2 separate regions of the Homo sapiens genome follow, and region 2 is linked to region 1. The links are chromatin loops, found by intact Hi-C in ENCODE. Cell type or tissue: Panc1. All regions are shown on one strand.

Evidence for each region. Peaks named below come from ENCODE experiments on the same cell type or tissue, not always from the same donor. Only the 100,000 strongest peaks of a DNase experiment are listed, where the experiment ranks them.
Region 2: it touches region 1 in a loop (1.9-fold over the local background); 1 of 110 quality-filtered maps calls a loop at or near these places.

Annotation. Positions count from the first base shown.
Region 1 is chr2:57,371,449-57,375,448 of GRCh38, forward strand. No RefSeq gene overlaps it. Among named protein-coding and RNA genes, the nearest start is that of VRK2, 670 kb to the right of the region's middle. In Panc1, no CTCF peak of the experiment used is centred here; a DNase peak (open chromatin) is centred at 2,047.
Region 2 is chr2:57,463,021-57,467,020 of GRCh38, forward strand. No RefSeq gene overlaps it. Among named protein-coding and RNA genes, the nearest start is that of VRK2, 580 kb to the right of the region's middle. In Panc1, no CTCF peak of the experiment used is centred here; no DNase peak of the experiment used is centred here; H3K4me3 peaks cover 436 bases.

The sequences.
Region 1 (4,000 bases):
TGTGGATAGTGCTTTGTCTACTGAGCTGGTTGCTTCAAGTCATGGGTCAGAATTGTATTTTTATTACGGTTGGATCATTGTTGATTTGTATATTTAGTCCATTATGATGTAAAGTTTTATTTATTAAGGAAGACTCACAGTATTCATATAAGACAAAATGCAATTCAAAATATTTAAAGCAAAAAAGTATAATTTTATATTAGTAAAAATAAAATATAAAATTAAGATATAACCATATACATTATGGTATTTTTTTGCATTTGCTGAACATTATCATTTATATGCTTGTACATGTAAGTACAATTTCTAAACTAAAACTATAGATGTTTTTCTAAAATGCTAATTCTTAAAACATGCAGCTGAAGATTGTCTTGACACTCATAGTACACACTATTACATAATCAAAAGAAAATATTACTAAGATATAATTCATAAATGAGAATTATAATTAGGACTGGGTATTGCAACTGTTGTATTATGTTTTTCAAACATTTGAATAATTTTATTTTTTCAATTTATGGAGCAGAAATCTGTGATATTACATATTATGAACAGCTGTTAGATACATGATTGTTTTGCTTCTCATCTACTATTGTAAGGATGTGTATATATAGTAGTACTTTTTTAAAAAGAGAAATAGAAAACCTTTATGTAGTAAAGGCAACTATTAAGGACCAAAGGTATCTATCTACTTGTAAAATGCAATGTTTCCTGGAAAGATCTTATTATCTAGCTCAAAAGCTAGTATATTTTCATATTTGAAGGAATATTATAGCCCATTTTGATTCCTTACTTGAATTCATTTTAATGTCACAAACTTTCTTTAAAGAAGGAATGTCAGGGGTTGTTGTTGAGGAAATCATTTTATTTTATAGAGAAGTGACTGATTTGAGAAGTGGGAGATAAAGGCTTGCTAATGGTGGTTTTTTTAAAAAAGAATCTATCTCAGATGCTTGGTTTGATTGAGAAGATAAGTGTGGATGACTGCTATTAATCTTTGGAAAATTTTTGTCAGTTTCATTTTTAGGGGGACAATGGCTAGTCATACAAATGGTATGTATTAACAGAGATTGAAAAATATCTTCTCCCACTAACTCAGCTTCAAAATCAGGTCAGGTTGTTCTGTAAATGAAAACCCCACAAATGCTGTTTCTCTTATCCTCTTCTTTGGCTAAATCAGGACTCTAGACTTCAAAGCTAAAAATGTAGTCTTTTTCAGGAGTAATACAATCAGTGCAGATAAAAGTGAAAGTCACAGATTAGCCTCTTCAAACTTTAAAACTTAAGATGAAAAGACACATTTTAAATTTTATGGACAGTAAAATGTTGCACTAATCATGGAAATTTGACCTATAGGTAAAATTTTCTTTGATGTGTTTGTTTTAAGAGCAGTAAGCTAAGTCATGTAGTCATTAAACTGAGATAAGCCGAATGAGTTTGCTTTAATAAAGGTTCTAGGTAGTCTCTACAGATCTGTTTAAAAGTTGCAGTACATCTTTACTAACGTGTTCTTGGCATATCCTAGTTGACCAGCAAAAACCTGCTAAAATAAGCTTTAAAGACAATTTATATCCTTGTACACCACTGCTGAGTGCGTGTCTTGTAAATCTTTAGACTGGCCATGTTTTTCACTTATATCGTATCCCCTGTATAGAAAAGATTATCTTTTTACATGTTGAGCATCTTCTTTTAAATCTTAGGGAATTATAAGGAATAATACTTTTTAAGATGCCCATGCCCTCAAGAGTCTCAAGTACAGTATGGGAGCCAAATTGGTAAAGTCATAGTTTATAAGGTGTATTCTATAGGGAAGTAAGTGCTGTTTTAGAGTTTATAATATCATATATAACAAAATCACTAACTTTCTTGGAGAACTGACTAAGGCTTTGCAAAGAAAGCAAATTTTAATATGAATTTGGAATTACTAAAGTGATCAAAAAGAAATTTAAAAGAAAATTTAAAAAAAGAATCTTTTAGACAGAGGCAAGAGCACAGTCCAGAAAGGAATGAAAGGTCATAGAGTATTGAGGAAGTTCAGATAGGCTGGGGCATAGAACCTATAGCTGAAGATAGATTGTGGTAGACTTTCTGTGACAAAGAATCGGAACAGTGGCTTGTAGACAATGAGGAACCAATAAACAGGATCAAATTTCAATTTTTTTGGTATATTTTTGAAAACAATTAGCAGTGGCGTCATGAGTTATGAGTGGGGAATTAGCCAGGAGAATGAGAAATATGTGTCAGGAAGTTATGAGGCTGCTGCAGTGATGAGTAATCGAATACCAAAGCCCATTAGATAGGGAGGAAATAATGAATCCAGCCTCCATTTCTGAGGTCATCATTAGTGACTGATAGTCATGGATGGGAGAAAGAAATTGGAGATGAAGATTCTAATTTAGAGAAGGACAGTGGTACAAATAGTCAAGATAGAGGAAACTACAGGAGGAGTGACTAAGAGAGCTGGGACAGAGAATGAAAGTAGAAATAAACAAGTCCTTTACACCTGGTGATTCTGCAAGGTCCTACGAGACATAAGAACGGAGATATTCATTAAAGAGTTACAAATGTGGGTTTAGGTCTTGACCCATAAGTCCATAAATTTAGCACTTGATATTCTGTCAGCTGAAGAGCACACCTAGGAAGAGTATAACAAATGAGCAGAGAAAAGGTCAGAAATAAAACTCTAATGGATAATGACATTTGAAGGCATATGGAGGAAGAGAATACAAAAAATACTAAGAAAAAGTAACAAAAATAGAAGTTGTTGCTAGTGATGATAGTCTTCTGAAAGCCAAAGGAGATCATATCTAAAAGTCCAAAGTCCACATTGTCAAATGACAGCACATGAATCATAATGTTGCCATGTTAAAATACTTTTATGGTTATTTTGTTAAATTTTTATTGTATTTTCAAAAAACCAGGTGATGAGTAAGTACTAAAAGTGCCTTTACTGTTACAATGCCTTTTTCTTTTATCTTGCCCACAAAATAATGAATGTTATATTTAACATTTCTGTTTCTTTTGGTTTTTAACTTAGCTCTGTGTAAGGTAGAGATTGCATTTGACAGAGTAACAGAGTACCAAAATATAATGGCCTTAATATTCAAATATTTAATGTCTCATGTAAAGTAGCCCTCTCCAGTTTGCTACATTAGCTTTATGGTATTGTGGATCTGGCTCTTTGATCTAACAGGGTGCCTCACCGTCTTACAATGTGGCATCCATTCTCAAAGTCAGGATAATGGCTAAGGCTCTGGTCATCACATCTGACATAACAGTTTAATTTTTAAGCAGGGCAGAAGAGTAAAAATGGTGCTCCTTCCAGTTGACTAAGATCCCTTTAAAGAACCTTCCCAGAATTCCCTCCCAATACTTAATGTTTATTTGACCACATCTAGCGCAAATAAGATTGAAAATTTAGCCTTTATTTCTAGCAGTAACGGGTCAAAGTAGTATTTGTAGTCTAGCAAAGATAATAGATGTTCACTAGGTTACTAGCTGTCTTTGCCAGGAGCTCCTGAAATATGGACGAGTTTGGCTAGTTTAAAAAATAAAATGTAAAACTATTCAAATGTGGTCGTGTCCTTTACTCAAGTAACTAATCGTCAAGTGGAAAAACATATGTACATACAAAATACAGAAGCAGCATTCTTGCCATGAAGAAGATACATAAAAAGTGCAATGGGAAATAGTAGAAAAGTGATCCCTGATGGAATATAAATTTTCTGAGTGGCTAGTAATGGGACAGGATCAAAGAGGATGAAATACTTTTTCAGGCAGAGAAAATGACATGTGATAAAGCATCAAAGCATTGCTTGGTGAGAATAACATGGAATCTCAGGAATTGAAAGCAAATTCAAATATACATTCAAAGCTAAAATTAACTTAGAAAGCTAGGCACTTGGGGTGCGTGGAAACTTGTAGGTGCTGAGTATCAGCTACTGAAGAATTTTACGTGAAAGCTACCCCTAAAAACTGTAAGACAAATTATTTAGTAAAG
Region 2 (4,000 bases), 92 kb after region 1:
TCTTTATTTATTTTATTGTATATATTTATGGGATAAAATGTGACATTTTGATATATGTGTATACATTGTGGAGTGACTAAATCAAGCTAATTAAGATATTCATCACCTTACATAATTATTTGTTTATTGATAACATTTAAAACCTACTCTCTTTGCAATTTTTAAGTATACAGTACCTTATTATTTACTATAGTAATCATGCTGTACAATATATTTCTAGAAGTAATTCCTTCTAATTGAAACTTTATACTCTTTCACCAACAGCTGACCAACCAACCCCCCGAGCCCCCAGTCCCTGGTAATCACAACACTACTCTCTGTTTCTATGAGTATGACTATTTTAGATTTCACATATATGTAAGATCATGCGGTATTTTTCTTTCTGTGCCTGGTTTATTTCACTTAGCATCGTGTCTTGCAGGTTTATCCATGTTATTGAAAATGACAGGATTTCCTTTTCTTCAGGCTGAATAATATTTCATTGTGTACACATTTTCTTTAATCATTTGTCTCTTTATGGGCACACATTTATTTCATATCATTGTAGTCATGAATATTGCCACAATGAACATGGGAATACAGATGTCTCTTCAGCATGCTGATTTCGTTCCCTTTGGGGATATACATATATATATATAATATATAAAAATATATATACACACACACACAATTATATATTAAAATATATTTTATACATATTATATATATATATAAGGAGACTTGCTGTATCATACGGTAGTTTTATTTTTAATTTTTTGAGGCATCTCCATAGCATTTTCCGTAATAGCTGTGCTAATTTATATTCACACCATCAGTGAGCAAGAGTTCCACCTTCTCCACATCCTTGCCAACACTTCTTATCTTTCGTTTTTTTGATAACAGCTATTCTAACAGTTGCAAGGTGATATCTCACAGTGGCTTTAATTTGCATTTCTCTAATAATTAGTGAAGCTGAGCATTTTTTCATAGACCTCTTGGTCATTTCAATGTTTTTTTTTTTTTTTTTGAGATAGGTCTATTTAGGTCCTTAGTCCCCCCTTTTTTTTTTTTTTTTTTTTGAGATGGAGTCTCACTCTGTCACCCAGGCTGGAGTACAGTGGCACGATCTTGGCTCACTGCAACCTCCACCTTCTGGGTTCAAGGGATTCCCCTGCCTCAACCTCCTGAGTAGCTGGGATCATAGGCATGCACAACCATGCCCAGCTAATTTTTGTTTTTGTTTTTGTTTTTTGTATTTTTAGTAAAGACGAGTTTCAACCATGTTGGCCAGGCTGGTCTCAAACTCCTGACCTCCCAAAGTGCTGGGATTACAGGCTTGAGCTACCATGCCCCGCCCCTTAGTCCATTTATTAATCAACTTATTTGTTTTCTTGCTATTGAGGTGTGTTTTTTTTTGTTTTTTTTTTTTGTTTGTTTTTTTTTTAGTTTCTTATATGTTTTTCACTTGATCTTAGCCAAAAAAAAAGGAGCATTGGCCGGGCGCGGTGGTTCACGCCTGTAATCCCAGCACTTTGGGAGGCTGAGGCGGGTGGATCACGAGGTCAGGAGATCGAGACTATCCCGACTAACAGGGTGAAACCCCATCTCTACTAAAAATACAAAAAAATTAGCCAGGCGTGGTGGAGGGCGCCTGTGGTCCCAGCTACTCGAAAGGCTGAGGCAGGAGAATGGCCTGAACCCAGGAGCCAGAGCTTGCAGTGAGCCGAGTTCATGCCACTGCACTCCAGCCTGGGCGACGGAGCAAGACCCCATCTCAAGAAAAAAAAAGGAGCATTGATTTTCTTTTATATTTTGGATATAAACATCTTAGGTTTGCCAATATTTTCTCTCATTTCTTTAGTTTGCCTCTTCACTCTGTTGATTATTTTCCTTACTGTGTTGATTTTTTTTGTTTGATACTATCCCATTTATGTTTGCTTTCCTTGCCTATGCTTTTGGGATCACAGTCAACAAATCGTTGCCAAGGTCAAATTGTGGTAAGTTTCAAATGTTCTAGATTTTCTATCCTATTCCTCCATTGTTTTGCAAAGCCCCTTCTTCTAAGGTTCTCAGAGAAGTCAATATAACCAAATTTTATGAATACGAATCATAAATTGTAGTTTAAAAAGAGACTTTAGCGTTCATTTAGCCTACTCCTTTTTGTTTAATTTAAGAGAAATTAAGTGGAGGGGAGCAGTAGCACAGTTTGTCAAGAGAATACCTGACTGTGGCCTTAGACATAGACACCAATACCTCGTTTGCCACTCAGAGACTACGTGACTTCGAACAAATCACCTAGCGCATCTGAGTTTCAGTTTCATTATCTGTTAAATGGGGATTATAACATTATAACATCTTCTTTGAAATGCAATTTTGAAAATTAAATTAGTAAACATAAATTCAAGAGTCTCAATGTAAATGATATTCCTTAAGGACATACAGCTAGATATTTTCAGATATGCAAAATCAGAAATTTCTGACTTCCAATACAGTTACCATTCCCAATGTTCACCCCTGCTTCAAGAAGTGTAAAATTCGCTGGTAATATAGGAATCTCATACAGAGTGCTTACATTACAATGCACACTGATGATATAGAATAAATCCACAAATCAAAAAGAGATTGGCCATTTTCTATCAAAAGAGGTAGAGACAACAGAAACAACAATATAATAGAGGCATCCCTGGTATCTGAGGCAGATTGGAAGTGGCTACATTTAGATTATCTATCTTTGTCTCTATATCTGTCTCTCTCTTTATCTTTCTTTCTCTCTCTCTCACCGCCAGAACATAGTAAGTAAGATATATTAATCAAAATTGTCATTTCAGCATATCAGATTGGATAAAAAGAAAGTAAATGAAAGCCAAAAAGGGGAAAATTCTGAGTTCTTTTTCTTTCATTCACTCACACTTCTAGAGCGTTTTTCCAATTCAGAGTGTTCTGACATCTCAGTAATGACAGTAATATCCTGTTAGAGCAAACATCTCTCAGACCCGATTCTGCTGCAGAACTAAAATGAGGTGTTTCTTAGTGATAAGTGAATTTCTATTGAAGAAAATTTGAAAGAGAGATTCACAGCTTTCTTTCACCACTTTCTATGCAAAAAAAAAAAAAGCCATACCCTATCCAATCAGACATTGGAATGTGCTTTTCACTGCTGTAACACTGTACCACCACTCTACATTGTGAGGCTCTATTTATAGAAATAGCTAGTATTTATTAAGCACTCACTCTATACCAAGCTCTCTGCTAGGGGCTTTATATGTGTTATCTAGTGCAATCCTCAAAATAAGCAGAAGAGTGCATCAGGATGCTTATTTTTTAAAGAGACGACAGTTTTTTAAAAATTATTTATTTTTCAGCTTTTATTATGGGTTTAGTGGGAACATGTGGACTGTTACACAGGTATATTGCATGCTGCTGAGGTTCATAGTATGAATGAATCTGTCTCCCAGGTGGTGAGCATAGCACCCAGTAGGTAGTTTTTCAGCCCCTTGACTCCTTCTCTCTCTCCTTCCTCTTGTATTTCCCAGTGTCTATTGTTCTCATCTTTATGTCCATGTGTACTTGATGTTCAGCTCCCACTTATAAATGAGAACATGCAGTATTTGGTTATCTGTTTCTGTATTAGTTCACTTAGGATAATGGCCTCCAGCTGCATCCATGTTACTGCAAAGAACATGATTTCATTCTTTTTATGGTTCCATAGTATTCCATGGTATAAATGTACCACATATTCTTTATCCAATCCAGAGTTGATTGGCATCTAGCAAATGTCTTTGCTATTGTGAATAGCACTGTGATGAACGTATGGGTACGTGTGTCTTTTTGGTAGAATGACCAGATTCACAGATTGGTTTCCTTTGGGTACATACCTGATAGTGGAATCACTGCATCCAATTATAGTTTAACTCTTAGTTCTCTGAGAAACCTCCAAACTGCTCCCCCGAGTGTCTGGACTAATTTACATTCCCACAAGCAGTGTATAAGTATCCCTCTTTCTCCACAGCCTTGCCAGTAT